Linked DNA regions of Homo sapiens: region 2 is linked to region 1. The links are chromatin contacts, found by Hi-C or POLR2A ChIA-PET in ENCODE. All regions are on one chromosome and are shown on one strand. The core of a region is the stretch at or near the end of the contact, and the rest is flanking DNA. Distances in the headings are between cores, read along the strand shown. Region 1 overlaps LOC124904656 (a long non-coding RNA gene). Region 2 holds the start of NR2C2AP (nuclear receptor 2C2 associated protein).

What was found. Hi-C counts contacts between places; a loop is a spot of excess contacts on that map. ChIA-PET counts read pairs that join two places held with the same protein, here RNA polymerase II (POLR2A). Pooled maps may share reads with other maps.
Region 2: a loop to region 1 is called in a pooled map, with 3 times the contacts of the local background. The contact joins the promoter of NR2C2AP here to the enhancer-like site in region 1. A Hi-C loop is called at or near these places in 6 of 168 maps with a recorded cell type or tissue (CD4-positive, alpha-beta memory T cell, CD8-positive, alpha-beta T cell, OCI-LY7 and 2 more), 12 of 37 single-sample maps with no recorded cell type and 17 of 50 pooled maps. POLR2A ChIA-PET finds 5 or more read pairs at or near these places in 8 of 52 experiments (CD4-positive, alpha-beta T cell, OCI-LY7, PC-9 and 4 more).

Annotation. Positions count from the first base shown.
Region 1 is chr19:19,371,512-19,375,324 of GRCh38, reverse strand. The region is part of intron 1 of LOC124904656 (a long non-coding RNA gene); the gene reads left to right. Among named protein-coding and RNA genes, the nearest start is that of GATAD2A, 32 kb to the left of the region's middle. RefSeq lists an enhancer at 3,262-3,813. Within about 2 kb of position 2,149, at least 29 of the 41 ENCODE cell types and tissues checked have a DNase peak (open chromatin) inside an H3K27ac peak, as active enhancers do; they include CD4-positive, alpha-beta T cell, CD8-positive, alpha-beta T cell, OCI-LY7 and 2 more, where a contact is called at or near this core.
Region 2 is chr19:19,201,713-19,205,525 of GRCh38, reverse strand. It overlaps NR2C2AP (nuclear receptor 2C2 associated protein), which reads left to right and starts at 2,112. Exons shown (of 5, transcript NM_176880.6): 1 at 2,112-2,503; 2 at 2,645-2,735; 3 at 2,951-3,056; 4 at 3,128-3,195; 5 at 3,485-3,813. The coding sequence starts at 2,466. The coding sequence ends at 3,601. It overlaps RFXANK (regulatory factor X associated ankyrin containing protein), which reads right to left. Exons shown (of 10, transcript NM_003721.4): 10 at 3,660-3,813. The coding sequence ends at 3,807. RefSeq lists an enhancer at 1,912-2,206 and a silencer at 2,870-3,136.

The DNA of each region.
Region 1 (3,813 bases), core at 900-3,399:
ACCTAACAGCAAATCTTCTTGTAATTAAGTGGGATTAGACCCTTTTCTGAGGCAAAAGGTATTAGGTAGACACTAGACGCCTGAAGTATAGAAGACTTCTAAGTCAAAACAGTGACTTCCCTAACCAGGAAGGAATGCATTTCTGAACTGGAGGGAGTTCATTTTGGGCACTTGTGGCCACTTTGCATACAGAAGGGAGGAGCCCAACCCAGTGTTAGATGGGAAAAAGATGCCTTATGCTACTCAGGGAAAAGAATTCACCTTGAGATTCTGTAGGATCTGAGCTCTTTTGCATCCCAGACACACAGTTACATCTGAGTGTAACTGAGCCTAAAATACAGGTCAGGGCTTTCATCCACATGCATTTCAAGCCTTTCTCTTGGCTTCTTTTCCCCTCTTTTTGCCTTTTCTTCCTTTCTTTCTGATTTTAGAGACAGGGTCTTGCTCTGTTGCTGAGGCTGGAGTGCAGTGGCATGATCACAGCTCACTGCAGCCTCAACCTCCCCAGCTCAAGCGATCCTCCCACCTCAGCCTCCCGAATACCTGGGACTGCAGGTGCAGGCCACCACGCCTAGCTAATTTTTAAGTTTTTTTGTAGAGATGGGAGTCTTATTATGTTCGCCAGGCTGCCCTTGAACTCCTGGGCCCAAGCAATCCTCTCACCTCGGCTTCCCAAAATGTTGGGATTACAAGCGTGAGCCACCACACTCAGCCAACTTTATTATTATTATTTTTTAAAGAGATGAGGTCTCGGCCAGGCACGGTGGCTCACGCCTGTAATCCCAGCACTTTGGGAGGTCGAGGTGGGCAGATCACGAGATCAGGAGATTGAGACCATCCTGGCTAACATGGTGAAACCCTGTCTCTACTAAAAATACAAAAAATTAGCCGGGCGTGGTGGAGGGCGCCTGTAGTCCCAGCTACTTGGGAGGCTGAGGCAGGAGAAAGGCATGAACCCAGGAGGCGGAGCTTGCAGTGAGCCAAGATGGCACTACTGCACTCCAGCCTGGGCGACAGAGTAAGACTCCGTCTCAAAAAAAAAAAAAAAAAAAAAAAAAAGAGATGAGGTCTCATTATGTTGCTAGTCTCACTTTGAACTCCTGGGCTTCAAGCTAGCCTCCTATATCAGCCTCCCAAGTCACTGGAACTACAGGTGTGTGACTACACCCAGCTGAGCCCTTTTTAAGATCCAGGTCTCAGGCCGGGAGTGGTGGCTCACGCCTGTAATCCCAGCACTTTGGGAGGCCGAGGCAGGCAGATTACGAGGTCAGGAGTTCAAGACCGGCCTGGCCAACATAGCGAAACCCTGTCTCTACTAAAAATACACAAATTAGCTGGGCATGGTGGCGGGCGCCTGTAGTCCCAGCTACTTGGGAGGCTGAAGCAGGAGAATCGCTTGAACCTGGAAGGCGGAGGTTGCAGTGAGCCAAGATCACCCCACTGCACTCCAGCCTGGGCGACGGAGCAAGACTCTATCTCACCAAAAAAAAAAAAAAAAAAATCCAGGTCTCAGTGCCAGGCGCGTTGGTGGCACGCACCCATAGTCCTAACTACTTGGGAGGCTGAGACAGAAGATCACTTGAGGAGTTTTAAGGCTGCAGTGAGCCAAGATTATGCCACTGCACTCCAGCCTGGGTGACAGAGCAAGACCTTGTGTCTAAAAAGCAAGGGGGTGGCCAGGCACGGTGGCTCACGCCTGTAATCCCAGCACTTTGGGAGGCCGAGGCAGGTGGATCATGAGGTCAGGAGTTTGAGACCAGCCTCACCAACATGGTGAAAACCCTGTCTCTACTAAAAATACAAAAATTAGCTGGGGGTGGTGGTGCATGCCTGTAATCCCAGCTGTTTGGGAGGCTGAGGCAGGAGAATCGCTTGAGCCTGGGAGGTGGAGGTTGCAGTGAGCCGAGATCACGCCACTGCACTCTAGCCTGGGCAAAAAGACCAAGACTCCATTTCAAAGAAAAAGAAAAGGAGGCGGAGTGGGGTGGGGCCTCAGCTTGTGGACAGGCATTATGGTCACAGGAGCTACTCTTGTCCTTCCTGAGTTGGGACTGAGCACAGCAGCCCAGCCAGCTGGTAGGAGGGAGTGGCTGATCACTTGGGCCTGGGAGGAGTCAGGAGTTTATTCTGACCGGAAGAGGAAATGACTGTTTCGCAAAGTGCACTGAGCTTTGAGCTTTTTTTACCCCGCTGGTAAAATTATTTGTTTGAACTTCATCAGCTTCCTTTATTCAAGGATGTCATTGAGCATCTAGGGTGGCCACATTTAGCAAGTGAAAATATAGGATGCCCCATTAGATTTGGATTTCAGATCAGTCACGAATGAATACCCTTTTAGTATAAGTGTATCCCAAAGCATCTTCCATGTGCCAGGAGTCAGTCTGGGTTTGGATAATCCACTTAATACACAGACTGGTGCCTTCCAAGGAACTGGTCAAACACGAAGGTCAGAGTCTTTTGTGGCTTGGGAGACACAAACAGGCTGCAAAATCCACTTCAAAATCCACTTCCAGGTCAGGCACAGTAGCTCATGCCTGTAACCCCCCAACAATTTGGGAGGCTGAGGCAGGAGGATCGCTTGAGGCCAGGAGTTTGAGACCAGCCTGGGCAACAAAGCAAGACTCCATCTGTACAAAAAATAATTTAAAAATTGGCTGGACATGGTGGCTTACCCCTGTAATCCCAGCACTTTGGGAGGCTAAGGTAGATGGATCATTTGAGGACAGGAGTTTAAGACCAACCTGACCAACATGGCAAAACTCCATTTCTACTAAAAATATTAATACAAAAATTAGCCAGGCGTGGTGGCATGTGTCTGCAATCCCAGATACTCTGGAGGCTGAGGCAGGAGAATCACTTGAATCTGGGATGGGGAGTTGCAATGAGCAGAGATCACACCACTACACTCCAGCCTGGGTGACAGAGTGAGACTCTGTCTCAAAATTAATTAATTAATTAATTAAAAACTGTCTAAGTGTGGTGGTGTGCATTTGCAGTCCTAACTACTCTGGAGGCTGAGACTGGAGGATCCCTTGAGCCCAGGAAGCCGAGGCTGCAGTAGGCTACAATTGTGCCACTGCACTCCAGCCTGGGTGACAGAGCAAAACCCTTTCTCTAAAAAAAAAGAGTTAAAAATGTTGCTGGGCACGGTGGCTTATGCCTGTAATCCCAGCCTTTTGAGAGGCTGAGGTGGGAGGATCGCTTGAGCCCAGGAGTTTGAGAACTGCCTGGGCAACATAGTGAGACCTCATCGCTACCAAAAAAAAAACAAAAACAAAAAAAACTCTACTTTGGCCCCAAATTATGACCCGTGTGGGTGTCCCCAATTCTAGTTAGATGCCCATGTTGTATTGGTCAAAATGCCATTGCCGGACAGGCATAGTGGCTCACGCCTATAATCCCAGCGTTTTGGGAGGCCAGGGCAGGAGGATCACTTGAAGTCAGGAGTTTGAGTCCAGCCTGGCCAACATGGTGAAACCCTGTCTCTACCAAAAATACAAAAATTAGCCAGGTGTGGTGCTGGGTGCCTGTAGTCCCAGCTACTTGGGAGGCTGAGGCAGGAGAATCACATGAGCGTGGGAGGCGGAGGTTGCAGTGAGCCGAGATCGCACCTGTGTACTCCAGCCTGGGCAACAGTATAACAGCGCGAGACTCCATTTCCAAAAATAATAATAATAATAATAATAATAATACCATTGCCATCTCCTGCATCACAGATGATACAGCAAATGTTACCTGGGAAAGCGAAGCTGGATGTTTAGTTTCTTCGGCAGCCAGACACCAGTCCTGACCCTTTACACAGGAGTTAAGAGA
Region 2 (3,813 bases), core at 863-3,362, 170 kb after region 1:
ACCATTCCTCCAGCCCTTGAAGAAAGGGGCTGGCTGCCAGACCATTCAGCTAAAGCCAGGAACAACAGCCTCTTGCCAGTGGCTGCTCTGTCTTGGAACCCTCCATTCATGCAGAACGGATGGTGTCCTGCCCTTTCTCCAACACCTTCCATGACTGCTCCGGGCCCAGCAGGATGTGGCTCCACATATTTTATTCAAATTCATGGTCTTTCACCCAACTAGGCCTTGGCTTATGCTAAGCTCCCTGCCTGGGACACCCTCCCCACTCCAGATTTTCTCACCCTTGTGAATTCCTGGCGCCTGACCCCCTATTAAGGTGCAGTTCTAACATCCCCTTTCCCAGGAAGCCCTTCCTCCAGGTAGAGCCCCTGCTCCTCCGGCCCCATCTCTCCCTTGGGGCTAGGAGTGTCTATGTCTACCTCTGTCTTGCCCAGATCAGGGGCTCCTCTGGGACAGGCCTGGAGCTGAGGCCTCTTGCTGTCCCCAGCATCATCCAGCAGAAGGCTGGACATGACAGTGTGACAGTAGAGCTTGCAGGAGGTGTCTAGTGAATCAGTGAACCAAATCTTCAGCTTGGTATCTGAGGCTTTGTTTGGCAAACTCCTGTTCATGCTTCAAAACCCACCTCACAGCCTGGGTGCGGTGGCTCACACCTGTAATCCCAGCACTTTGGGAGGCCAAGGCGGGCAGATCACGAGGTTAGGAGTTCGAGACCAGCCTGGCCAAGATAGCGAAACCCCATCTCTACTAAAAATACAAAAATTAGCCAGGCATAGTGGTGCGCACCTGTAGTCACAGCTACTCAGGAGGCTGAGGCAGGGGAATCACTTGAACCTGGGAGGCGGAGGTTGCAGTGAGCTGAGATCACACCACTGCACTCCAGCCTGGGCAACAAAGTGAGGCTCCGTCTCGAAACAAAACAAAACAGAAACAACAAAAAACACCCGACCTCGCATGCTCCCTCCTCCAAGAAGCCTTCCTTGACGTCCCAGCAGCATTTTCTGGGAAAGACAAACTTGGAGGCCAGGGCTCCTCTGTCCCAACAAGAACAAAAAGGGTTGATGAGGACTTCAGATACTCCCAACATCGTGGCCTTTTCCACAACTCTGCCTTTGGCCTCCGGGAGGCAGTGAAGTTCGGGGATTCCCAGGCTGCATTTAGTGGTTAGGGTAGAGTAGGTTAGAGTAGGTTAGGGTAGCCGTTAGGGTAGAGTAGGTTAGAGTAGGAAGAAAGACATTGTCATAGGAAGTCTCTCTGGCCGGGCGCGGTGGCTTACGCCTGTAATCCCAGCACTTTGGGAGGCTGAGGTGGGCGGATCACTTGAGCCCAGGAGTTCGAGACCAATCTGGGCAACATGGCGAAACCTCATCTCTACCAAAAAACAAACAAACAAACAAACAAACAAAATAGCCTGCCGTGGTGGCGCGCGCCTACTAGTTCCAACTATTCGGGAAGCTGGGTAGGAGGATTGCTGGAGCCTGGGAGGCAGAGGTCGCAGAGAGCCGCGATCCCACCATTGTACTCCAGCCTGGGTGACAGTGAGACCCCACTTCAAAAAAAAAAAAAAAAAAAGGCCGGGCGCGGTGGCTCAAGCCTGTAATCCCAGCACTTTGGAAGCCCCGGCGGCTGGATCACGAGGTCAGGAGATCAAGACCATTCTGGCTAACACGGTGAAACCCCGTCTCTACTAAATATACGAAAAATTAGCCGGGCGTGGTGGCGGGCGCCTGTATTCCCAGCTACTTGGGAGGCTGAGGCAGGAGAACGGCGTGAACCCAGGGGGCGGAGCTTGCAGTGAGCGGAGATCGTGCCACTGCACTCCAGCCTGGGCGACAGTGAGACTCCGCCTCAAAAAAAAAAAAAAAAAAAGGAAGTCTTTCGGATTCCAAAATCAGTCAAAATCAGTGCTCTACACCTTCGGGCGCCGAGGGACAGCGCCCCGTGCGCGCAGCCAGCCTTTTCCCTACAGCTTCAAGGGAACCAAGGTAAATTCAATCATCGAACCCGGGCCCTTTAAGAAGCGAGCATGAAGGGGCGGGGTCGAACCAAACCCCACCTCTGGAGCGTCCGCGGTCGGCGCCTGAATTACAACACGCATGCGCCAAGCCCACGCGGTTCCGGGTCCCAAGATTTGGCTCCAAGAGCTATTCGCAGAGAAACAGCCTCGCACAAAAAGCCACCGCCCCCGAAACCCGCGGGAAATCTGTTTCCTGTGAAAGGCCTGGCCTCCGGGCATTGGCGGTTTCCCTGATCCTCTCTCCCAAATTTTCCGGCAGGGGATTGATCGAGGCGACATTTAGGACTGGGGTGGGCGAGGGAGTGGCGGTTCTCGTCCCAAGTTACAGGTGAGGACGTTCAGGCCAAGGCGTAGCCAAGATCGCGCCGCCCTGTAGCTTGAGGAGGCGCCGGGATTCGAACCAAGGCTGTGCCCAATCCTAAGCCCTGCGAGGTCTTGTGGAACCGACATGACCCACTCTTTGGTTTGTCCAGAGACAGTGAGCAGGTAAGAGTCTGTGGGGACAGGCAGTGGCGAGGCCCTAAGCCTGGGGTCGAGCCCTCAGTGGACAGATCTGGGGGTCAGGCCCTCCGCGGAGCTGAGAGCTGGTCTCAGCCCCTCTCTTCGCCTTGATCCTGGTGCCTCCAGGGTGAGTTCAGTGCTGAATCGCAACACTCGGCAGTTTGGAAAAAAACATCTTTTCGACCAGGATGAGGAGACATGTTGGAACTCAGACCAGGTGAGGCGCCTCCCTCGACCCTCCATCTCTAGGGTGATTCAGATTCAGATCTCATGCCTTGAGAACGTCAGGGGGCCCTCATGGGTGGCCAGGAAAGGAACATGTGCCGAATTTCCTTCTTCCCCTCCATTCCAAGAACTATGTGAATGAGACAGGCATAGCAGGGCTCTGTGCCTGCAGTGAGCTTGCGCCTCAGTTTCCCTGTCTGCTTCCAGGGCCCCTCCCAGTGGGTGACGCTGGAGTTTCCCCAGCTCATCCGTGTCTCCCAGCTGCAGATCCAGTTTCAGGGTGGCTTCTCCAGTCGCCGGGGCTGCCTGGAAGGTACTAGAAGGCCCTGGGTGGCAGGGGTTCCAGGGGTCACCCCAGACACTCATTGCCTTTCTCTGCTGAAGGTTCACAGGGCACTCAGGCTCTCCACAAGATTGTAGATTTCTACCCTGAGGACAACAACTCGCTTCAGATATCCTGCCCCTGCTTCTGGGGTGGGTGGTCTGTGCCTCTGGAAGCTTTGGACTCACCCAAACCCGAATGGGAACCCTGATGTGTGATCTTGAACACGTGACCTCTAGGACTCCACTTTTTCTGTAAAATGGTGCTGATGACCACCTGTTCTGTGTGAGAGGCTTAGAGGGACCTGCAGCTTCCCCAGGTTGCCCACATCGGTGGAGTGTGAGCTGGGTCTGGAAGGGGTGGGGGCCTGCGGGTGGGAAACCAGAAATCACCAGTTTCCCTTGACTGCCCACGCTCACACTTTCCCCATACCAGCTGCTGAAGTGGACCGGCTGAAGGTGACGTTTGAGGATGCCACTGACTTTTTTGGCCGTGTGGTCATCTACCACCTGCGGGTGCTTGGGGAGAAGGTGTGAGACCTCTAGGGGCTGTCTCCTCCAGGAAGCCCTCCGGGAAGCACAGCAAAGTCCCTCATTCTGCACAGAAGGTTTATTGGTTCCTCTTGGGAAGGGTCCCCTCCCACCACCTGTCCAGAAGCTGCCTTTGAAGTCAGTTCTGGGTTTCCCCAGCTCTGGCTGACCATTTTGTTCCCTGAGTGTCTGAGTCCCCGGCAGGCGGCCTTCACTCA